6 separate regions of the Homo sapiens genome follow, and regions 2, 3, 4, 5 and 6 are each linked to region 1. The links are chromatin loops, found by intact Hi-C in ENCODE. Cell type or tissue: HCT116. All regions are shown on one strand.

Evidence for each region. Hi-C counts contacts between places; a loop is a spot of excess contacts. Peaks named below come from ENCODE experiments on the same cell type or tissue, not always from the same donor. Only the 100,000 strongest peaks of a DNase experiment are listed, where the experiment ranks them.
Region 2: it touches region 1 in a loop (10-fold over the local background); 97 of 110 quality-filtered maps call a loop at or near these places.
Region 3: a loop joins it to region 1, with 5 times the contacts of the local background. A loop is called at or near these places in 10 of 110 quality-filtered maps.
Region 4: it touches region 1 in a loop (10-fold over the local background); 41 of 110 quality-filtered maps call a loop at or near these places.
Region 5: it touches region 1 in a loop (11-fold over the local background); 22 of 110 quality-filtered maps call a loop at or near these places.
Region 6: it touches region 1 in a loop (3-fold over the local background); 2 of 110 quality-filtered maps call a loop at or near these places.

The regions. Positions count from the first base shown.
Region 1 is chr6:133,915,036-133,919,035 of GRCh38, reverse strand. No RefSeq gene overlaps it. Among named protein-coding and RNA genes, the nearest start is that of TCF21, 28 kb to the right of the region's middle. In HCT116, a CTCF peak has its summit at 2,287 (motif pointing right); a DNase peak (open chromatin) is centred at 2,275; H3K4me3 peaks cover 462 bases; H3K27ac peaks cover 504 bases.
Region 2 is chr6:133,567,374-133,571,373 of GRCh38, reverse strand. TARID (TCF21 antisense RNA inducing promoter demethylation) reads left to right here. Exons shown (of 9, transcript NR_109982.1): 5 at 3,126-3,184. Among named protein-coding and RNA genes, the nearest start is that of EYA4-AS2, 110 kb to the right of the region's middle. In HCT116, CTCF peaks have their summits at 1,598 and 2,332; DNase peaks (open chromatin) are centred at 1,693, 1,943 and 2,293; H3K4me3 peaks cover 1,139 bases; H3K27ac peaks cover 3,148 bases.
Region 3 is chr6:133,183,162-133,187,161 of GRCh38, reverse strand. No RefSeq gene overlaps it. Among named protein-coding and RNA genes, the nearest start is that of EYA4, 56 kb to the left of the region's middle. In HCT116, a CTCF peak has its summit at 2,146; no DNase peak of the experiment used is centred here; H3K27me3 peaks cover 737 bases.
Region 4 is chr6:133,835,481-133,839,480 of GRCh38, reverse strand. The region is part of intron 2 of TARID (TCF21 antisense RNA inducing promoter demethylation); the gene reads left to right. LINC01312 (long intergenic non-protein coding RNA 1312) reads right to left here. Exons shown (of 3, transcript NR_027030.1): 2 at 1,757-1,888. Among named protein-coding and RNA genes, the nearest start is that of LINC01312, 16 kb to the right of the region's middle. RefSeq lists a silencer at 1,467-1,516. In HCT116, CTCF peaks have their summits at 1,331 (motif pointing right) and 1,531 (motif pointing left); a DNase peak (open chromatin) is centred at 1,510; H3K4me3 peaks cover 1,089 bases; H3K27ac peaks cover 943 bases.
Region 5 is chr6:132,827,952-132,831,951 of GRCh38, reverse strand. No RefSeq gene overlaps it. Among named protein-coding and RNA genes, the nearest start is that of SNORA33, 13 kb to the right of the region's middle. In HCT116, a CTCF peak has its summit at 1,530 (motif pointing left); a DNase peak (open chromatin) is centred at 1,519.
Region 6 is chr6:133,744,310-133,748,309 of GRCh38, reverse strand. The region is part of intron 4 of TARID (TCF21 antisense RNA inducing promoter demethylation); the gene reads left to right. Among named protein-coding and RNA genes, the nearest start is that of LINC01312, 75 kb to the left of the region's middle. In HCT116, no CTCF peak of the experiment used is centred here; DNase peaks (open chromatin) are centred at 2,349 and 2,599; H3K4me3 peaks cover 1,300 bases; H3K27ac peaks cover 3,294 bases.

The sequences.
Region 1 (4,000 bases):
GCCTCTCACAATGCTTGGATTACTGGCATGGACCATCATGCCCAGTCCTATTTATTTATCTATTCTCCTATTGCCTCTTTAAAAAGGGTTCAGTGGGGGAAGTTATTATTATTCCCCTGAATGAAAATTTGGCAGGTCCCATACTTTTTGTGCTAATTCTTAGTAGACAATTCTAAGTGTCATAGAGTTTCAATTCAGTAATTATGAAGTCCAATTCAAGATATTAATAGAAACTCTGAACTATTTGTGTTAAACCTCAGCTTGCCAGCACAGATTTGCCTGAGGCTGGAAGTGGGAAAAGGGCATTAGCTGGCTTCATCTTAGTCTCTCTCCTTTTTTTTCTCTTCCTCTACCACTAATCTTGCCAGTTTCTGACCACCAAAAGTTGAAACAGGAAGGGGTGAGTTTGGAGACTCGTAAGGGGAAAGGAAGTATCTTACTAGAACAGGGTATCATTATTATTTGGCTCCATGTATTCTGGATCTGCAGATGTTTAGAGCCAACCTTTTCCTTATGGGAACTGTCCCTTGCCCCAGACAGATGCATCTCCACTTCATGTGGCCCCCTGAGACTCTGTCTGTGGGCTTTAACTTTCTGCTTGGGTTCTTCTGCCTCCCCAAGTGTTCTGCTTGGACTGGGGCCAAGCCGACCTGGTGCCAGCTTGCTCTCTTGTGGATGACAGCTTCTGAGAAATGTGTTGTTAGGTGATTTTGCCATTGTGTTAACATCATAGGGTGTACTTACACAAACCTAGATGGTATAGCCTACTACACACCTAGGCTATATGGTATATATTGCTCCTAGGCCACAAACCTGTATGGCATGTTACTGTACTGAATTCTGTAGGCAATTGTAACATGATGTAAATGTAACATGATTTATATATTTTATATATTTGTGTATGTAAACATAGAAAAGTTACCATAAATATATGGTATTATAATCTTGAGGGATCACTGTTATATATGTGGTGTATCATTGACTGAAACGTCGCTATTTGGCACATGACCATAGATCCCAGCACAGTTTTCCTCTCCTGGCTCTGCTACAAAGGAATTGAGCCTCTGTGGCCTCAGGCAGGAATCATCCCTGGGAAATCTCTCCCACCCCAGGAAATGGCAGGTCTCTCCTTCCCCCTTGAGATAGGAGTGAAATGGGGCTCGCAGCTCAGCGCCATACCACATACAATATCTTCTTTCAAAGATATTCTTCTCACAAAAATCTTCTTTCTCCCCACACTTACCTCTCCCTTTTTATTCTTGATTTGGTTGAGGAGTTCAAGGGTCATGAAGCCATTTTTGGACCAGTTTCTTTACAAATTATTCATAAGGGGTTCTGTCTTGAATCTTACATCTGTTATAGTGTACTATCACAACAAAAACTTCAGTGTGAACATTCTCTTACATAAAGCCTAATCCCAATGGTAATTTTTTTCTGAATTTCTTTTATAAAACATAAACTAGTTATAATTTTTGTGTCAAAATTTATATGTTTACATGTTTTTGTAAATGAAACATATATTCATGTAAACACATAAATCATTTATATATATTAATACATTAGATTTATGGGTTTTTTTCACTCTTTTATTCTAAGAAAATTTTAAGACAGCTTTCATAGCTTTGGTTTATTAGTTCCATTGCTGCTCTAACCAATTCCCACAAATTAAGTAGCTTAAAAGAACACAAATTTATTATTTTACAGTTTTGGAGGTCAGAAGTTTTAAATTGGTTTCCTTGGGCTAAAATCAAGATACAGCAGGATTGCATTCTTCCTGACAGCTCTAACAAAGAATCTATTTCCTTGTCTTTTCCACATACTACAGGCTACCAGCATTTTGGCCTGGGGTCTCTTTCTATCTTTAAAGACTCTTCTGCCTGCCTCTTCCACAGTGAAAGACCCTTGTGATTGAATTGGGCCCACCTGGACAATCAATGACAATTGCACTGTCTTCAAGTCAGCTACAGCTAATTAGTAAGTTCCATCTGGAGCTTTACTTCCCTTTTCCATTGTATATCAGTCACGTTTCAACCAGAGAAGCAGAACCAGTAGGAGAAATACATATTTTAAGAAATTTACTGCGAGGAATCGGCTTATGTGATTGTGGGTGCTGGCTAGGCAAGTCTGAAATGCAGGGTTTCTTGGTCATTCAAGGGACATACACAGAGCAGAGAAAAAATTGAGTCAACTACATTCAGAGCACGTCTCCCGCTGAGGTTATTAACAAGACAATGCTCTGCTTTCCTGTCTCAGCTTTCAAACAGCGATGACCGGAGGATGCAGCCAGTAGGGGGCAGTGCAGTGTAGTGCAAGAAGCTCCAGCTTTAGGGTCAGTCAGATGAGGTTTGAAGTCCGACCTTGATAGTGGGGCAGCCTCATGCAAGTTATTTTACACTTCTGAACCTTTTTTTCACTCTTTTAAAAAACAAAATTTTAATTTTGAATAGCATTTTCACCTTTGTAAAATAAAGAAAATAGAATCTACAAGGATCAACTGTTTTGAGGAGTTAAGATTATAATCTATGTGAGATATGCTTGCTTAAATATGAAACATATATGAATGAGCACACATCCTAGGAGCAATGGTTCAGTATTTGCTAATTCAGTGTTTGCAGCTGCGTTTTGGAACATAACTACCACAAATAACAAGAATTGGCTGTACTAAGAGATGGCACTAGGGTATCTCTTGTACATTCTTCTTTACTTTTATGCATAGTAGCAACCCAATTTCCCCTTGATAATCAGGACAAATTACTTCAGCCAATACAGCATCCCTTTCTTTGTCTGTGAATGTTATGTAATGGAATCATACATTATGTAAACTTTTGGGATTGGCTTTTTCACTTAGATAATTCTCTATAGATTCATCCAGATCGTTATGCGAACTAATAGCTCATTCCTTTTTACTGCGGAGTAATAGATGTGCCAGTTTGTTTAGCCATGAGGTTTGAATTCTAATCCTGTTAGTGGGGCAGCCTCAGATGAATTATTTAATACTTCTGAACCTCCTTTTCGCTCTTTTAAAAAACAAACTTTAAATTTTGAGATAGTTGTAGCATTTTCATTTTTGGAGCTATTATTAGTAAAACTTCCATAAGCATTCATGTACAGGTTTTCGTGTGAACACAAGTCTTTGTCTTCTGAGATAAATGACTGGCAGTGCGTGGTAATTGCATATTTAGTTTTAGAGGAAGCTACCAAACTTTTCCAGAATGGCTGTGCCATTTTACATTCCCCAAAACAATGTGTGAGTGATCCATTTCTCTGCATATTCACCAGCATTTGATGTTACTTTTTTTTTTTTAAATAATGCTTTAGCTATTCTGAGAGGTAGGCAGTGACACCTTATTGTGGTTTTAATTTGCATTTCCCAAATGACTAATAATGTTGAATATCTCTTCTTGTGCGTATTTACCATCTGTATATCTTCTTTGGTTAAATGTCTCTTCATGTCTGTGTTTGAATTGAATTGTTTGTTTACTATTTAGATTTGAGAGTTCTTTATAAATCCTAGATACTAGTCTTTTGTTGGATATATGGTCTGAAAGTACATTTGTCCATCAGTATTAGTGGGGATTGGTTCCAGGACCATCCCCAATACCAAAAGTCCATGCATACTCAAATCCCCCAGTAGCCCTGCAGAACCTACCTCTTGGATATGAAAAATCAACCCTCCATATCTGAGGATTTGGCATCCTGCAAATATTGTGTTTTTTAACTGTGTTTAGTTGTGGATATGGAGGGCTGGTGGTATTTACTGAAAAAAAAATGTGTATGAGTGGACTCATGTAGTTCAAACCTGTTATTCAAGGATCAACTTTATTCTCTTCCACTCAATAGCATGTCTTTTCTTCCTTTTCACAGCGTCATTCAAAAGGTAAAAGTTTTAATTTTGATAAAGCCCAATTTATTATTTTTTCCTTTTATGGCTCATGCTTTTGGTGTTATCTTTGTTCAGGTTGCTATAACAAAAATACCATAGACTGGGTGGCTTAACAGA
Region 2 (4,000 bases), 350 kb after region 1:
TCTCAGTTACTAATACTTTCAAATGATTATATAAAACTGTTGTGACAAAAAGTAATGGAGAACATGATATAAAATATTGAATTCATCAAATTCTTCTAATGTTCCTTTCCAGACTTTTTCTATACATGTTATTTTTTACATGCATGACACATTATCAATTCCTATTTTTCATTCAGCAAATACTATGTCAGAAACATTTTTCTAATTGCTTTGTTCATAATTCTCATTTTATTGGTTATATAGTTTTACAGGATATTGATAAGCTAAAATTTAATTGTTGCCTTTCCAACTGTTAGGCATTTAAATTATGTTCAGAGAATATCAGAGAATAGTCACCTGCATACAACTATTTCCTTTCAATTTAAAATAATACCGAACAGCAAGCAATATGAGCACGGGGATGGTGTGTCACTTTACGCTGGTCATTGCATTTCCAGTCCCTAAATCGGTGAATTGGAGGTGCTCAGTTATTACTTCTGGATTTTCCGAATGAATGGAATCCTATATTTTGAACTATGCTGCAAAATTGTTTTACAAAATGACTTGCTTTAATATTTATTAAAACTAGCAATGTATGAATATACTAGTTTCATCATGTGCTCATTAAAACTATATATTTTATTGATTTAAAAATACTTCATTATTTTTATATTTTTCTTATATAGATTGTAATTTGCATTTCTTTGGTAATGAAGTTGAATATATTTTCATGGATGTTGTCTAATAATATTTGCTCTATTTCTAATTGTTGGTTCAGATGAGGGAAATAAGATTCTGGGATGTTGGATGATAATCAAGAAATATGCACTTAAATGAAATTAGTCAAGCATCAAATCTCTTTCTGATACATTAAAATATGATCTCTACCATGACACCTCAAGCATAGTTAATTTTTTAAGCAAGTGTTTTGATTAATTTAGCTCACAATGTGTATATATGCGAGACTCTCAAGTTAAAATATTTATGGCTTGTCCTCTGTAGAAATTATAAATACATTATTCTTAAATCCCAGATTTTCATAGATTTAATTTAGTTGAATTGTCAGTGATTTTGCTCATGTTAGTAATAACCAGTAATTGCTGACTATTTTAATTCAATAAATTATTTTCTAAAATTTTAAAATGTTTTAAAATTACTTAAAATGTTTTGAGACTTAAGAGGTTTTTATTTATAGGTTAGAATCCCTCCCACTACTTATATATTTTGAGTCAGTTGTATTTTGCAAGTCACAGAGTAATTTCTGAATATTAAATATATCTTCACAGAAAACACAAACAACTTTGGGTGCTGGGGAAGAAGAATTAGCTTCTTTTAGAAGGATTTTATGGACATTGGGGCTAATAACTTTCTGCAAGTAGGTTTAAAGAGGGCTAGAATTGCAAAAATGTATGGCAAATAACGCTTTAACGTCTACCCTAAAGTTAGTTTACTTCATCATTGCTGAGATATTGAGGAAAAATTATAGTTTCATTAATAAGTTGGATGTTGCTTCTAAGTGCTTAATTTCTAGTACTTTTTGACAAATGTATTTTATGTGAAGCATATTTAAATCTGGTGTACTAGAGTTAGGGCAATAAGGCCAGGTTTAGCTAGAGGGAGCGCTGAGATTGTCTCATCGAGGGGAGCTGGTTTTAAACACCTTCCTCAGGATGATGCATGCTCCGTGGCCCTCATATGACACACCCTGCTGGGGTGACTACAAAGAGCTGAGTCACCAAAGCTCCGATCCTCACTTCTCAGTGAAACTCCTGTCAGTTGCAGTCAGGAATGATGGAATACTATCTGTAATGTTAATATTTGAGACACTGATCATAGGTTTTCGAGGGGGTCATAATTTGTACAAATATACACATGCATACACACGTATGTATACTTGTTTTCATATGGCAATATACGTGTCTCCTGTTATTCTTTTCCTGAGAACTAATGTTTTTTCTAGATGTTTGTGACAACATCACACGTATCAAGTAGGTAGTGCCGAAAAGGAGCCTGTTCCCAGCCAGGAACCGGCCACAGTAACAAAGCGGGCTGCCGTTTTCGAAAGCTTTAAGCACCTAATCTCCAGAGTGTTGTGATTGTACTCCCCCTCTTGTTTAGGCTTGGAATCATCAGTATTCATGCAGTTCGCAGAAATTCTGTGTAAAATACAATATTAATATTAAAGTATAATACATTATACCACGGCTTCTCTACAAGGCATGCTGCTTCTACTTTATTTCGTGGAATAGTTCTTAGGTTAATTTGTCAGTTGAGATTTGAGACTCTGAAAAAGAAAGATGGGGTTTTAGAGAGAATCCGAACAGTTAAAATACATCGTCCTCTGGTGTCCTTCTGAGGTATTGCCAGTGGGAAGACTTTCAGAAACCTGAATAATGAAGGGAAGGAGGAAAGAAAAGGATTGATGGCGTTTTTTCCTTTAACTGAATAAATTTTAACAATAATTAGCTTATTTCTAGGGAAGGACCTGGTGAGGGGTTCTTATGAGGAATAAAGAAACGTCTTTATTCTTATCTCACTCCTTAGGTTTTTGTTGTTGTTTTGAGACGGAGTTTCGCTCTGTTGCCCAAGCTGGAGTGCCATGCGCGATCTCGGCTCACAGTAACCTCCGCTTCCCAGGTTTAAGCGATTCTCCTGCCTCAGTCTTCCCAGTAGCTGGGATTACAGGCGTGTGCCACCACGCCCAGCTAAATTTTTTTTTTTTTTTTTTTTTTGTATTTTTAGTAGAGACAGGGTTTCACCATGTTGGCCAGACTAATCTCGAACTCCTGGCCTCATGTGATCCGCATGCCTCTGTCTCCCAATGTGCTGGGATTACAGGTGTGAGCCACCGCTCCCAGCGTAGATTTTGTTGTTATGGTTCGTGTTACTGTTGTTTTTCCTCAGCCTTGAGCCAGTTATTTTCTGCTCAAAACGTTCGACCCTATATCTTTTGGCCTCAGAGAGCAGTAAGTGCAATCAGGGTGTAATCGAACAGATATCTGTGGTGCTCCTTCTATGTGTCATGTACTGTGTTAGGTACTAAAAGAAAGATGGAGGGGATACTTGGAATTTTCTCACTTGCTCTCAAGTCTTTTCTGACTATCCAGGTTTTGCTGATTATTTAATCAAACTTGTTTTTTTCACAGACAACACGAACCTGCAAGTAATCATCCGACCAACTTCCTCTACTGCTTGGGAATTGCAGGCAAGTTCAAATTCTTCCCCCAAATTTCTCAGACTCCTCGGAGTTGTCTCAAATCTACTTGAGAATCGTTCTGTATTTCCACGTAGCCCATCTCCAGAAGCTACTGAAACACATGCATCAAAAGTCACTGCAAGTGGGAAAAGGGTCCCTGAATTCCTTCTGCGCCCCGCGCTGCTACATAAAGGGTCGTGTTGAGCCCTCGGTGGCAGAGATTTCAATCTGTTGTTTTAAAACTTATTTTATTTTCTATTTGCTTAGAGACTTATAGATGAGTCAACTTTCCTCTGCAGAAACTGAATCCTTGGTAGGATGAGGCATTCACTTAAATGAGGATCAGAAACTGGAAGAGGGGGTGGGAAAAGTCTGGAATGTTGGGTACTGTTCAGAAAACGCTGGTTGGGGAGAATGAAGAATTATGTGAAGCAGAGAGCAAGGAAGCATCATGAGGGCTCTGGACATTGCAACAGGAATGAGAGGATGCAAAATGCAGGGAGAGTGGTCAGTGCTGGAAAAGGTGTAACTATGCCAAGTGTAAGCTCTGGGTGTGGCAGTGTCATGGGGTGGCATCTCCCTCCCTCTACCCCAAGGGTTAAGTGGCCAGCAGTATCCCCAGGCCTGGGCCTGGTATTAGGGCATAGTTGTAATGGACAAAGTAATAACCAGAGGCAGTGCCCTATGCAGCCTATTATTTAGCATTAAAGGATCCAGGACTCAGTTATTAAATCCAAATAGAGAAAACCAAAAGGGACTGGGATCTGAAGCAAAGTGAATCAGAGACTGAAAGAGCAGCTGCCCTAATAAATGCAAGTATGGAAG
Region 3 (4,000 bases), 730 kb after region 1:
AATTAATTACATTTAGGATTACAATAAAGAAGAATGCCTACCAAGTAGAAGCAATAAAACATTCTAATGTAACTGCAGGGTTAGAATTATTATCTCATAAATAATTCATTTGTGAAATGCAATTTTTGTTCCTCTTTTAAAATATAAAATTAAAAAAGTAAGTGAAGGTCTTGTGGGTTTGTCATTGGTGTGTATTTAAAGAATAGTAATAGTTTTCTCATCTAACAGAAATGAAATCTGCTAATGTTGGGATATCTGGATTTTTTAGATTATGTTGTCTTTTATTTGAAAAGAAACTTAAGCTATAAAACACAAGAGAAAGTGCTTAAGTACCTTCACACATATTCTTTTCAGTAAAATAATGTCAGCCATCAAAAGCCGTTTCAAGTGCAATCCGTACAGTAATAGTTAACTAGATAAGTTCAAGTTGGCAGTTCTTGCAGTGAGTTCAGCTTCCAACTGTATTACCATTCCTCATTTCTTTGTTAGTTGTAATAGTAGGTTGCCAGGTTTTTTTCTTTCAAAAGCTTATAAAATTCATAGTTAAGAGGCAGGTCTATGAAAATTTAAAACCAAAGGAGAAGATGAATTCAAAAGCAGCTGCTTATGGAGTTTTATTGCAATATTTCACTGCAAGCCATGATGTCTTCACAGCAGCTTCATACTTAAAAGATTCTGAAAGTTGATTGATTGTTTCCAAACTGCTACATAGTTTTATTTGATTAACCATGTATATTTTTGCCAATATGTCTGGCTACCTATTTAAAGTTAGTGCATGGCTGGCAGTATTACAAAAACAGATTTTAAGGATTGGAATCAGATTTGGCAGTAAAGGATTTGGTTCCAAACTCATAGGTGATCTTAAAATTTCATTTGACATAAAAAGAAAAACTTTTCCAGTCAAAAACAAAAGATTCTACTTTCATTGAAAAAAAGCTTCTTGGCTGCCAAATATGTTTATTTTTCTTATGTATTTGCTCTATCACTGATTCCTCGGAAGAAAGAACCTCAAGTGATACTATTTTAAAATATACGCACATACACACAAAAAATTTAATCAAGATCTTTAGATGTGAAGTAAAAAGCTTACTCCTTTAAAGTAAAGAAAAAAAAAAAGACATCTTTTCAAAAGTTCATTGCAATAAAAGAATCTTTTGTCCTTCCTCTTGGCATTTTAAGGTTTTAACGAGTTGTTTATATATCTCAATGGCTTGAAAAGACAGATGTATTTTATGTAATCTTCCATGTAAGCTTTTTTCATTTCCCTTATAAATTACTTTTCCATATTTTAAAATGTAGTTGTGTTTTCAAGGAAAAAATGGCCAAAAAATATGAGCCGTTATTTGTTGGCCACCACGAACCTTTAGATAAAGTAGGTATAAATCACAGTAAGCAATAAAATTTCATCCTAACTATAAACCACAACTTTATTGAAGAAATGTCTATTAAACTTGTGTTGTCTCATTTTCATTTTACCTGAACATTAATGTATGAGTTTCATTTGAAAGCTAACAGTTAACAACCCATGTTTCATATTCTAATTAACATAAGGGACATCTGTTTCAATTAGAGAAAGCAAACTTCCTAAAGATTCTATGATGAACTGCTTTTATCCTCTGTGAGCTAGGGAAGTGGATTATATATAACACATGAAGAAATAAAAAACAGTAAAGAGCAAAGATGCCAAGCCCCTGAAATATATAATTGAATAATAATAATTGAAGTACACACGTCAAGTTGTGTGTGTAGCAAGTTCAACCCACAGAAGCACAGACCTAATGAAATGGTTTCTTGATTTTTAATCTCCATAAACCTTTCCTCCTGCCTTTAACTCTTATAGGTTTGAATACAAATCAAACATAGACCTTAACTTCATCTGAAGAAGCTGGAGTCCAAAAAACAAACAGAAAACAAAACAACTTCTGCAATGGTTTAAGCAGACTAACAAACGTGTGCTTTGATGGATGATTAAAAAGCCCTCAAAGTTAAAGGGGCACAGCTGAGTACATGGCCTACCTTAATATTGCTGTAGTGAGTAATGAGATGCCTCTGGCTTATAAGTACCTAATTGTAATGAAATAATCCAGCCCAATCTTTAAAATTAAGGTAAAGTAAATTCTATTATTTGTGGTATACATAAAAAAGCAATGCGAGAGCTCCCCCTATTGACCCACAATAAAGTATAATGTACCCTGAAATATACTTCCAAATATACATAAACAATATAAAATTTCAGAAGTTTAAGGGATTTTTTTTTTTTAAAGATTGAGTTCATCAGTTTATCTTTGTAGAATCTGAGGCCTAACAACATTTATTGTCATGGGACAAATTAGAGTGGCAGGTTTGTCTCTGCACTGTTTTCTCTGTATTATAGTTTGACATCATACAGTTTGTATAATTCAGAAGTAGGAAAGGGCTAAAGAGACCCCGTTGACCTAACTCCAACTATCTCTGGTCAAATGGACCCAGAGATGCTAAGGGATCTGTATAGGTTTATGGCTTTTTACTAATAGTTGGGAATCAGAATTCCAGTTATATGTTATCTTTCTATTATTTCTGCTCTGGCAGTGTGTTTTGTTTTGAGCCCGACATTTTTATGTTCTTTTTGTAATTTAAGAACATGTTGTTCAAAAATATAAGAATTTGAAGTTCTGGAAAACAAGAGGACATTCGTGGTCAGTAAATTAACTATTCTTCGCCTTCTGATGACACATATTTTTTGTAAACTAACTAGCAAATGCATATTGATAGGGTCTTTATATTTTCATACATGCCCTCAGCTATTAAAATATTTATATGATATGTGTAATTGCTGAAAATGGTAACCTGCTCCTATTATGAAATCACAAAAAACATGAAATATATTTCTCTGATGTGCTTTCTGGTGAAAATATTTATTGGTCACTAATTTGTTAGTATTTATTGGTAATTAATTGGTCAGCATTTATATTAACACTACCATTCCTGTAATTAACCATGAGATGTTATTGATTATATTTATGACATGAACAGGGTTTTTCTCCCTATACTTGAAGGTATGTGAAGATATGTGTGAAGGTATGTGAAGTATGTATGAGTTCAATTAGTATGTTAACTCCTAGAGGGCAAGGGTTATTTTGTGCATCTATTTTTACGCATCTTTTTTTTCAAAGAACACAGATGCAATGAACACAGGGCTTTGAATGCAAGTTTTTGATTTGTCACTGCTTGTTATGCAGCTTCTATTGAAGTCTGCTCACAGGTGCCACTACTGATAGTCCTATTTCCGTTGGAGTGCTTTCCAGAATCCCACAACCCTAATGCCATACTCTACACATGACATTCTTTCAAAATGCTGAGGTCATGTACATATATCAAATTACCTTCCTTCATCCTATATGCTTAGCCTCTATTGTAGTTGATTGTAGAAATGTATGTGCAGAGAAATCAAATGAAACCATATTTACTGAAGAAAATCTTGTGCTTGGTGGTGAGAAGGGTAAGATCTCTGTTTTCAAATAATTTAGGACTAGAAAAGAATAATCCTGTTTCCTTAAAAAGTTGACCATCATCTATGTATTCTTCATACTTCTATCATTAAAAACATAAAAGTAACAGAAATGAGGGTTTTTTTTCATCAAAATGAAGTGTATACATGGCTTTTCTTTTCTCTGGTGTTGCCCCTCTGTTTTAAATTCTTCAGTTGTCTGTTACCTTTCTGTATCCTTCTTCATCCTACCCCCAAAACCCATAAGAAAGAAGCAGTCTTCTTAGAAGCTCAATGCAGGCAAATACAACGTATACAATATAGTTAAGTTTGAGAAACAGATTATTGCACTGCAAGATGCTACCCTCAAAGTGGAAATCACATAATTATGTATCAGCTCCCAAATTTGATTTTGCCTTTCAAAGAAGATTAATTTATAATGGTTAAAAGGCATTTTATTTATTTCTCCCATAGACACACAAACATTTCCTTAAGAAGTGTATAGAAGTGTATAGAATTGATGTAAGAAGTGTA
Region 4 (4,000 bases), 80 kb after region 1:
CATCCAAATTTCGACGTACATTATTATTTATCAATCATCAATAGACTCTGTGCCAAGCACTGGGCTGGGTGCTGTACCTTTTGAGGATGCAAACGTAGAGTAAAAGCAGCCCTGTCCTCACGGTGCTCTGGACACTGTGCGGGGGAAGACATACAACCAGCGACATCGTAATATGGGCCATCAGTACTCTAATAACGCTGACAGGAGTGATGCTTCGGAAATACTTTTCAGTTCGTGTTTCCTTATTGGCTAGCTACGCTTTCTCTCCCCGTTCCTTGCCGATCTTAAACAATCCAAGAAAGGGGCAGACCAAAGCTACTTAGGAGACAAGAGCGGTCTTGGTGAGATTGCAGCAAGAAGGGCAAGGTTGGTGGGCGTGGTGGTGGGTGCCTGTAATCCCAGCTACTCTGGAGGCTGATGCAGGAGAATCGCTTGAACCCGGGAATCGGAGGTTGCAGTGAGCCAAGATGGCGCCACTGCACTCCAGCCTGGGCGACAGAGCGAGACTCCGTCTGAAAAACAAAAACAAAAACAAAAGCAAAAACAAAACAAAAAGGTCGGACGCGGTGGCTTACGCCTGTAATCCCAGCACTTTGGGAGGTTGAGGCAGGTGGATCACCTGAGGTCAGGAGTTCGAGACCAGCCTGACCAACCTGGTGAAACCCCGTCCATACTAAAAATACAAAAATTAGGCGGGCATGGTGGCGCATGCCTGTAATTCAAGCTACTAGGGAGGCTGAGGCAGGAGAATAGCTTGAACCCAGAAGGCGGAGGATGCAGTGAGCCGATATCGCGCCACTGAACTTCAGCCTGGGCAACAAGAGCGAAATCCTGTCTCAAAACAAAACAAAACAAAACCTGCACTAGAATAAGTGCTAGTTCTTTTTTTCTTTAAAGACGGACAAGATGAAATGTTTTAATTCTCATTTTACCTAATAATAAAGGATGTACCGTTAAAATCAAGTAGGAATTTATCCTTGTCTTATTGTCATTTTTTAAAAATTTTGCTATTCTGCACAGGACCAGTTTCTCTAGAATGTTCCCTTGCTGACTTTTCCTCTGGTAGTATCAGTTACACTGAAAATCAGTTGTATTCTTTTGCTTTATTTCACTGGGCACCATCAAACTAACAAAAGAGGAGAGTAACAGAGTAGGAGAAGATGGAGGATGCAAGGGAATAGGACACCTGTGTCCTAACCTCCTCTCGGGTATATATCCCGGGTTGGGGAACTCTTTCCACAAGCCCGGAGAGAACTGGTAACAAGAGGGCGGGGCGAGTGCGAGTTTCGATCCAGATAGGGCCTCCAGGTGGAGCGCCTGGGATCTCAACGGCACCTGGCCCCCGGGCGGGCGGATTCAGCCCCCGGGGAGCAGGCGCGGGAGTGAGGAGCCCCGATTGATTCTGCATGGGATGGGCCACGGCTCAGGGGGCCAGAGGCGGCGCCAAGGCAGGGGGCGCGGATCCAGCACAGCTCCTTCCCGGCCCAAACCGAATAAAACTCCCAGCAGCCCACAGTGAGACCCAGTGGAAAAGGCGCCCTCTGCTGGAGAGGCGCAGACGGGCGGAGCTGGAAGAGACAAAACCCAAAACACCTGAACATTTATTTCAGCAACTAGAATACTTCAAGTAGGAGGCGGGGGAAGCCGTGCCTTGTCAAGTTAAAGCGGACAACTTGTTCCTTCTCAGCACACCTCACTCCCAACTACCCTGCAGGATGGAGGTGTATCAGGAAAAACAGTGCTCCGGATCCCTTACCTGAGATCTAAAGACGCCACATTTTCTTCACAAGTGTTCTTAAGTCAACTGGGAGGACAAAGATTGCGTGAGTGCTTGGCTTATATGGTTTCATTTCTGTTTTCCAGTTGTCATTGTAGGCATGATCAATCTCTGCAAAAACAAAAAGAATAGGTTTAGGAGTAAAATATCCCTGAAATTAAGATTTCTAACCGTTCCCCTTCTAAGTGTATTTTAAAAGGGCACAACCAATTTCTTGATGTTTTGGATTTATTATTATTATTATTATTATTATTATTATTATTATTAAAGACAGGGTCTCATTCTGTCGCCCATGCTGAAGTACAATGGTCCGATCATAGCTCACTGCAGGCTTGAACTCCTGGACTCAAGCGATCCTTCAGCCTCAGCCTCTCAAAATGCTGGGATTACAAGCGTTAACAATTTCTCCCGGCTGCATTTTATTATTCTAATTGCGCAGCTTTGTCTAGTAAAGGATGGAGGACTAAAGGGAATAGGACACCTGTGTTCTAACCGCCTCCTTTTGGGTAGAGATCCCGGGTCGGGGGCCTATTCCACCTGACGGAACAGAGAGGTGCGGCTGCGCGTTTCGGTCCGGAAGAGGCCTTATATCAATGGTAGTTCTCCCTGCCTTTATATACCTCTTCTGTTAAGTTTGATAGTGCCCAGTAAAATAAAGTAAGAGTACGACTGATTTTCGGTATAACTGATACTACTAGAGGAAAAGTCAGCAAGGGAACATTCTAGAGAAACTGGTCTGTGCAGAATAGCACAATTTTTAAAAAAGTGACAATAAGACAAGGATAATTTCCTACTTGATTTTAATGGTACATCTTTTCTTTATTATTAGGTAAAATGAGAATTAAAACATCGCATTTTGTCTGTCTTTAAAGAAAAGAAAGAACTAGGACTTATTCTAGTGCAGGTTTTTTTCTTTCTTTTTTTTTTTTTTTTGACGGAGTCTTGCTCTGTCGCCCAGGCTGGAGTACAGTGGTGCAATCTCGTCCCACTGCAACCTCCACCTCCCGGGTTCAAGCGATTCTCCTGTCTCAGCCTCCCGAGTGGCTGGGATTACAGGCATCCGCCACCACACCCACCTAACTTTTGTATTTTTAGTAGAGATGGGTTTCGCCATGTTAGCCAGGCTGGTCTAGAACTCCTGACCTCAGGTGACCCACCTGCCTTGGCCTCCTAAAGTGTTGGGATTACAGGCCTGAGCCACTGTACTCAGCCTTTAGTGCAGGTTTCTACATTAATCTTCCTCTCCTTTGTTCTCGTGAGCTGACTATCAAGACCAGATTAGGATATGTGGTTGTTTCCTAAGAGACTTAAGCTTGGGGGACATGTGTTTGTTTTGGGAGTATGTCAGTATGTCTGTGTGTGTGAGTATGGTGGGCAAGGGAAAGAAAGATGAGATCCTCCCTCTCAGTTTAAGGTAGTCTAGGTCTCAGGAAAGAAATGAGGTATGAGCTGCATAACATTTGGGTAATGAAGCAGGTCTTCGAAGAACCAGTAGGGCTTCGAAGAACCAGTAGGCCTCCAATGTCCCCATCCATGGCCATACACGTGGAATCAGTGAAATGGATGAGAGTAGGTTCCCGGTCAGGATCATGTACAGGGAGTTGAGAATTCACTTTTCTTTCTTTCAGAAGACCAATTTTAATTTTTCCACCCAACAGGGGTCAGCAACACACAGAAACTTGTCTTAACTAACTCTTTCCTCTTCTTTAAAATATTATCTATATATAGATAATTTCCCCTTCTTTAAAAATTATCTATAAAATTCTCTCTCTATATATATCAGTAATTTTTAAAGGGGAAGATATATACATAAAGATATATATGTTTAATATATAGATAATTATGTATATCTCTGTTTTATTTTATATATATGATAAAACAGAAAGAGAGAGACAGTGTGTGTTTACTCTTTTACCCAAGTACATATGCCTTTCTAGTGCTTTGCAGAGTACTTTGAATAAGAAGGTTCAGAGACATCTGAAAATTATCTGTGAACTTTTGCTATTCTGATTCTTTTAAGGTGGTATATTATAAAATTTTTAAAGGTACAAAATTACTTTAAAACAGCCAGTGGGTTAGTAGTTGGTAATGCTAGTAACTGATAGTAGATGACATGTAAGTGCTCACTATGCCACTATGCTGGACAACACAAGCAAATACCGCACATACATTATAGAACTTGATTCTCACCAGCCTGATAATATCAGCGTGTGTCAGGCTTTC
Region 5 (4,000 bases), 1.1 Mb after region 1:
CTTAGCATGTCAAAGAGGGTTAAAAATTAGTACCAGTGTCCTTGTTCACAATTACTTAATGAGAAGGCAGAACATATTGAAAAAGAAAAGTGAAAAATGTTTCAAGATCAGTTTTGCCCTCCCCACTATTTATGGAGCCCAGGATAAACCTCTGACTGCATTATGATTAAACATCTATGGTTTTCATTTATTCAAACTCACACTCAAGTCATTATTTCTGATATAGTAGCCCTGCCAGTTGACATAAGCTGCCAAGTGGTAGACTAAATTTCAGGTTCACGTTTGAATCTCTGGTGAACCCATAAAAGCTATATTTATGTATGTGATAGCCTTGGATTTTAATGGAAAAATGGTTAGCATATTAATAAAATGTTCTGCTTAGTACATACAAGTCAAATTTATGCCAACATGGAAAGGTTGCTTTCTCAAAAGAGAAAAAAAAAAGCAATCATAGCCTGAAGCAGATTATGTGCAGATATGAGGAAATTAAAGCTCAGATGTTAGTTAAAATGAACAACAAAAATCCACATTTTAAAAATAGGGTTTGGAGAAATATCTCCTAAACAAGGCTCCTAAGAATATAGAATTTAAAATGAAGATAAAGGCTGGAAGGCAAGTCTCCATTCAAAGAATGGAGACAATTTTTAAATCTTTTCTTTGAATTTTTGAATAATTCTTTGAATCTTTTCTTCCTTAACCAGGGTTAAAGGTCTAATATCAGCATCAAGGAAACTTCTATTTAGGCCTTTATTTCTCTTCTTTTACTTAAAGTTAATAAAATTTTTGATTTTCCAAGTGGCTGGTTAGATTTCCTGAAAGAAGCTAAGAAAGACTATTCCAAATTTTTCACAAACAAAACATAAGTAAATTTATTTACAGATATATAAAAAAATTCAACAAAATAAACCCAGTTTGTATATTACAGATCTGTGTTCCTTAGAAGTTGCTTCCTCAAGGAGAGGTATCCAATTGACATGAAAAACGAGCTGAGGCCTTGAGGTCCATGGATTTACCAATCTAATATTTTATCTCCTGCATTAACAGTTGTAGCAGATATCAGTAGTTTGGATCATGTATGTATTTTTTTGACCTGAGACCCAAGTTCCATATTATTATTAATGTATGCTTAGAAATTTGAGAAGAAATAAAGAAAATGAGTGTCTAGTGTTCTTAGAAAATTACTACTCCATAAAAAAACAGAGATTAAAAATCCTACAGCTGTAGAGCCAAGCTCTTTGTTATGCATGCACAGCTTTCTAAATCCCATAAAAATCTCAACATCTGACCCATTTCACTTTTACAGGGGAAGGGCCTGTTACACTGGAAAATATGCGTAAAAATCTGCAGCATTCAGAGGCATTAAACAGTTTTATTTCACATTTGTTTCCTATGTACCCTACATAGGAAACATACATTCCTCTGTTCTATGTACATTGTAGCACCTGCTGCTAAATCTCTACTCTCCATCAGCTCCCAGCCTTCTCTTTTCAGAAGGGATTGAGTGTCTTTTTGAACGGCTGAAGTAATGCTGCCATCTCCTGTTTGCTGGATAGAATGTAATGAAATTACCCTCGAAAGGAATGAAAAGTAAAATTGGATAAAACTACAAACTAGAGACTGTTGGCTCTTTTATAAATTTTCTCTAGCCATAGATTAAAAACCAATCTTATTCAAATTGACAATGTCATAATAATGTCTTAAATTTGATATGTCTTTAAATAAAAGTTATTCTAAAGAAATTTTGGTCCTTATCTAAACATTAAATTGGTACTTCACCTCATTTTTCAGAATATTGCTCTCCTCATGTTACCTAAATTTCAGTCATTTATTTTTTACAATGTAAACATGAAAAAAGTAAACTTTAAAAATAATAACCATATATATTAAGTTTTAATATTAGCTAAAGTGTTCTCAGGAAATTGATTTATCACCAACAGTCTCAAATTTAGAATACTCACAGAGAGTATGAGGAAGGCAAAAGTTAACCAAAACAGTAGAAATCACTGTCTTATTTTGGAATTTTACCAAAGTAGATACAAATAATAAAGTAACTTTAAAAAAATAAACTTTAAAAATTTATTTTTACCTCTAACTCTTAGAATCTGAAAACATATCCACTAGGGAAGTCCATGTCTTCAAAAATACATAGATTTTCTTTTGCTCTTATTCTTGCTATAAATCTCTTGGGCATTAATGTGATCATGTTCCCCAGGTTTTTGTGAATAGGAATAGCATTCTAGTTGAGGATGAGAATCTGTGTTTTAGGCTGACTAGTTAAAGAGATCCTTAAGAGACATTCTCTTTTCCAATTACAAACATCAGCATTCTGCTGACAGGGTCTCAGAAGAATGTGTACTTAACCCAGTATTATATTTAAAAGCCCAATTCCCCTTACAATCAATTATAGGTAGCAACACTCCTCATTTAAAGTTATTATAACCGCTTCTAAAAATTAATTCTTATTTGTTTATTTCATGGCAAGGCAAAGCAGCTGCTGTAATCTTTTATAAAATGTACCCTCATCATACACTTCCAGACTGGTTTTCTTCAAATCACTGTTTTCTGGGCAAATAGCTCCCCTTCTCTTCCCTTTTCTTTAAACGTGTCTCCTTGGCCTTATTAATTCACCTGTGTTGCTCCCCTACTGAAGGCTTGACAAGACTCAGTGTTGTAGATCCCTCTTTCTGGAGAATTCACCATGCTGAACCACTGTTGTTGGTCTGGATAGTACGAAATAAGTAGAGATCAGGAAAATATTGCACAGTTTTTGCACAGCAAACCTCAGAAGTGCAGAGCATTGCAAATGAATGGCTTATGGAATACTATGTTTGTACATTTGAGTTTTAGCTTTGTATAAACAGTTTTCTTCCAAATCTCTACATGCCTTTTGTGGAAGCTACCTACCAATTTATAAAATATAATTCTTCAGGGCTGGGCACGGTGGCTCACGCCTGTAATCCCAGCACTTTGGGAGGCCAAGGCGGGTGGATCACGAGGTCAGGAGATCAAGACCATCCTGGCTAACATGGTGAAACCCTGTCTCTACTAAAATACAAAAACCTAGCTGGGTGTGGTGGTGTGTGCCCGTAGTCCCAGCTACTTGGGAGGCTGAGGCAGGGGAATCACTTGAACCTGGGAGGTGGAGGTTGCAGCAAGCCAAGATCACGCCACTGCACCCCAGCCTGGCGACAGAGCAAGACTCTGTCTAAAAATAATAATAATAATAATCCTTCTACTTATATTAAATACAAACAATTCTAATATTCGACAAAATGGCAAATCCTATAATCAGTCAGTTTACCCAATGTTCAAAGGCTTCTTGGGTCATGTCCTGGAACTTGGGGTTCTATCTTCTCATTTGGAAAATGAAGGAATCAAACTAGACCATTTCTCAAATCTCTTCCATCTTAAAAACTCAGACTCGGCCAGGCGCAGTGGCTCACACCTGTAATCCCAGCACTTTGGAAGGCCAAGGCAGGCAGATTACCTGAGGTCAGGAGTTCGAGACCAGCCTGATCAACATGGTGAAACCCCGTCTTTATTAAAAATACAAAAAAATTAGCTGGGCATGGTGGTGCACGCCTGTAGTCCCAGCTGCTTGGGAGGCTGAGGCAGGAGAATTGCTTGAACTCGGGGGGCAGAGGTTGCAGTGAGCCGTGATAGCAACACTGAACTCCAGCCTGGGCGGCAGAGTGAAACTCCGTCTCAAGAAAAAAACAAACAAACAAACAAAAAACAGAAAAACCTCAGACTCTAATTCCAGTAGAATCTGCAGTGGAAAAATATTGTCACATCAGGCCTAAATTCTCTAGAGGCAAGAGAAAGCATGTTCTCCAGAAACACAGGAAAGAAAGTAGGAAGGTCACATTTTGGTCTGGCCATATAATTACTTCTAGAAAATAACAAAACCAATAATGATAATAGAGACAAGGTGGCTGCTGACACTCAGGAAAATCACAATTGTCATTAATATTTATTTACCTTTGGTGACAGTATTAAA
Region 6 (4,000 bases), 170 kb after region 1:
GAGTTAAATCCAACTTTTTTTTTGCTAAATGAAATATATCCCTTTTTTTGTAAATGAGAAACATCAAACTCTGGAAGGCAGTAAGAAAGCAAAGAATAGAACACTGGGAAAATTGATTCGTAATCCCAGTTACAAGATAATTGCATGTAATTTTCATAACTCCCTCTAACAGCTTTTTAGATTTACATGTCTAAAATGTGTATGTGTGTGTTTTTTACAGTTGTAAGTAATTTTGGTAGGAATTTTGATGATTAGCTCTGCATCTGGACAAGGAGATTTAAAGTCAATTCTTTCTTAAATGTTAAAGACACTATTCATCGTATTTCTGGCTTTTTGCATTTGCAATTCACGGCTCATAATACAAAATTTTCAAGCAGTTGAATTCATAACCTATTTTCTTTCTCATCCTAGAGTTTGCCTCAATACAAAGAAATGAAATCAGAGACTATATGTTGGCAGTATAAGCAGTGACTAACCAGTAGAAGTGATCACCTTTAGACTAGTCCACAGACCAGAACGCTCATTATTCAGTGCTTGTGTGGTTTGGTTAAACAGCAAATTCTACTTGGAGGAGATACTTTTAATTTAGAAGAGATTATTTCAAATAATTATCTTTGTTTATTATATAAGCTTTAGCTAGTGTTTTACATTCACTGACCAAGCATCAAAACACTAGAGAAAATGACACAAAAGGTGAGTCAGTTAAATTTGGAGAATGTTGGAAGAAGAAACATTATTTCAAGAGTATGGAGGATGACCTAAAGAAATAATAAAAAATGATTTTCTGGAATTATTTCTAGAAGTTAAAGGTGAAGCATCATTGATAATGGTGCTTTTCATTTTATCAGTGGAAATACAGTAATTATTTGGGGGGATTCATCTCTACTCCTGAGTGTCGGTTAGCTGGGGGTACACATGGAGCATTAAATGGTGTCCTACGTAGTCATCACAAGCCACAGTACCTGTCCTGTCACACAGAGGGGTCTGTAAAGGGGTGACAACACAGAGGTTTCCCTTGATGAATGATGAAGAATCCTTTCTCAAGATAGGTACAAATTAGTTGGACCCAATTGATTGAATCAGTTGATTTTATAAAATTGGGCGGACACTAGGTATCATTCTTTTTTCAAAAGCAATTGGCTGGGCGCGGTGGCTCACGCCTATAATCCCAGGACTTTGTGAGGTGGAGGCGGGTGAATCACGAGGTCAAACGATCGAGATCATCCTGGCCAATATGGGGACACCCCGTCTCTACTAAAAATACAGAAATTACCCGGGAGTGGTGGCACACGCCTGTAGTCCAAGCTACTCTGGAGGCTGAGGCAGGAGAATCGCTTGAACCCGGGAGGCGGAGGTTGCGGCGAGCTGAGATCGCGCCACTGCACTCCAGCCTGGCGACGACAGAGTGAGACTCCGTCTCAAAAAAAACAAAACAAAACAACAACAACAAACACAAATAATGTTTTTGACCTGAAATAACTACTTATTTTAGTCAATATAGGCAAACTATGAGCATATTCAGATGAAGACTCAGAATTGGGAGGGTGGGTTTTGAAGGGAGCATCTACCGCGGAGATGGATTCCCACGAATTTGGAGCTGCACTGTCTCTTTGCAATGAGGTCCTGTACCTATGTATGGGCTTGGGCTTACTTTCAAGAGTGACATGTTCACATTACAGAGAAAAGTGTCATACAAGAATAATATGTGGAATGAAGAAGAACAAAAAAAGTGTCAATTCTCACTTATTTACCAATCATGTTAGCCAGAGCAAAAGAATTTGGCATACCACACTCCTCCTCTGACCTAGATTAGAGATATCCATCTTAAAAAAATAAGGGGACAGAAAATATATTGAGAAGGGTTAGTGATAACACTTTTCTATTAAAAAAAAAAATCACCTGTGTCAATCTCCGTGACCATACAATGCAATGGAACTCTCCCAAGAATCCCAGGCTCAGAGCCCTTTAAAGAGCTCCAGGCAGGCTGGGCGCGGTGGCTCACGCCTGTCATCCCAGCACTTTGGGAGGCCGAGGCGGGTGGGTCACGAGGTCACGAGATCGACACCATCCTGGCCAACACGGTGAAGCCCCATCTCTGCTAAAAATACAAAAATTAGCGGGGCGTGGTGGTGGGCGCCTGTAGTCCAGCTACTCGGGAGGCTGAGGCAGGAGAATGGCGTGAACCCAGAAGGGCGGAGCTTGCAGTGAGCTGAGATCGCGCCACTGCACTCCAGCCCGGGTGACAAAGCGAGACTCTCTCTCAAAAAAAAAAAAAAAAAAAAAAAAAAAAAAAGCTCCAGGCAGAGACAGAATTCCCAAGCCCTGCTCCAGGTGAGTCACCAATGTGGAACGAGGAAGTATCCTATGGAGAAATTCAGCCTTCTCATTAGGATGGAGAAGCCTACCTGTGGTTTCAACCCCAGCTACCTTTCAGCTTCATGTCTAACACACAATTCAATACCTGCCTCTCAAACTGAATTCATCTCTTCTTCTCCCACACACTCTGGGGTTTCCTGCCTTCCCCTACCCTTGCATTCAAAATGTACTCATCCTTTAAGACTTACCTCAAATGACTCCTCTTACAGGAAGGGTTCCTCCATCGATTCCAGCTAAATTCGTCATTCTCTTTTCAACATTTTCACACTTCACACACTGACTAAGTGTACAGACATTTCAGGGAAGGAAGGAGGAGGAAAGAAAGTTTTATCAAATATTCAACACTTTTACCAGTACTTAAAAATAACATTTATTGCTTCTTTGTACTAGGTTAGTAATGCATATTTAATGAAAATAAAAACGACAGTACTTCTATGAATACTTTGGCAAAAATCCTTCCATTACTTTTATTTATTGTAGGAGAGTGAGTATGTATGTGTAGATACATAACACTTGAAAAAAATGAAATCATATAAATTGTTTTTAAATGGTTTATTATTTATTTATATATAGACTATGTAGTTCCACACCTTTAATCGAAAATTTCCAATGGCTACCCAGTATTTCACTGTATGGAGATAACAGTTTATTTAATGCCTTATCCTGGGACATTTCAGTTTTTTCCAGTTTTTGCTATTATAAACATTCTTATTGCAAAAGTATTTTTATACATCTATTCAAAAATATTTATTAGGCACCTTTTTTTCTTAGGCATATGTGATAGGCATTCCATTATTGTTTTTCTCTGGATAAATTAATAGAATTTTAAAAATCTGGGTCAAAATGTATGAATACATTGAAGTATTGATTTTTCCAATGTCCTCTTCAAATTGAATATATATTTATTTTCACACCTTTGCCAATGTGTTGGGGGAAACCATTTGCTTTTACTTGATTTCCAGTGGGATTTTATACTTAAAAGTGTGTTTTGGCCATTTTACTTCTTTTTTATTCTTCTTTTGTGAATTAACAGTCCTTACCCTTTATATATATAAAATATAAGGCCAGACACAGAGGCTCAGGTCTGTCATCCCAGCACATTGGGAGAATGAGGATTGCTTGAGCCCGGGAGTTGCAGACTAGCCTGGGCTAGATGGTAAGATCTCAGTCTCTGAAAATAATTTAAAAATTTATTTTAAATTTAGTCCTAGCTACTGGGGAACTGAAGCAAGAGGATCCCTTGAGGCCAGAAGTTTGAGGCTATAGTGAGCTATGATCATGCCACTGCACTGCAACCTGTGGAACAAAGTGAGGCCCCATCTCTTAAAAAATAAATAAAATAAAATAACAGATGCTCATCTGTCTCTTATTGATTTGGAAAACTTTAAAAATATTAAACAGACTACTTTGTGAGGCTGAGGCGGGCAGATCACGAGCTCAGGAGATTAAGACCATCCTGGCTAACACAGTGAAACCCCGTTTCTACTAAAAAATACAAAGAAATTAGCCGGGCATGGTGGCAGGAGCCTGTAGTCCCAGCTACTCTGGAGACCGAAGCAGGAGAATGGCGTGAACCCAGGAGGCAGAGCTTGCAGTGAGCTGAGATCACGCCATTGCACTCCAG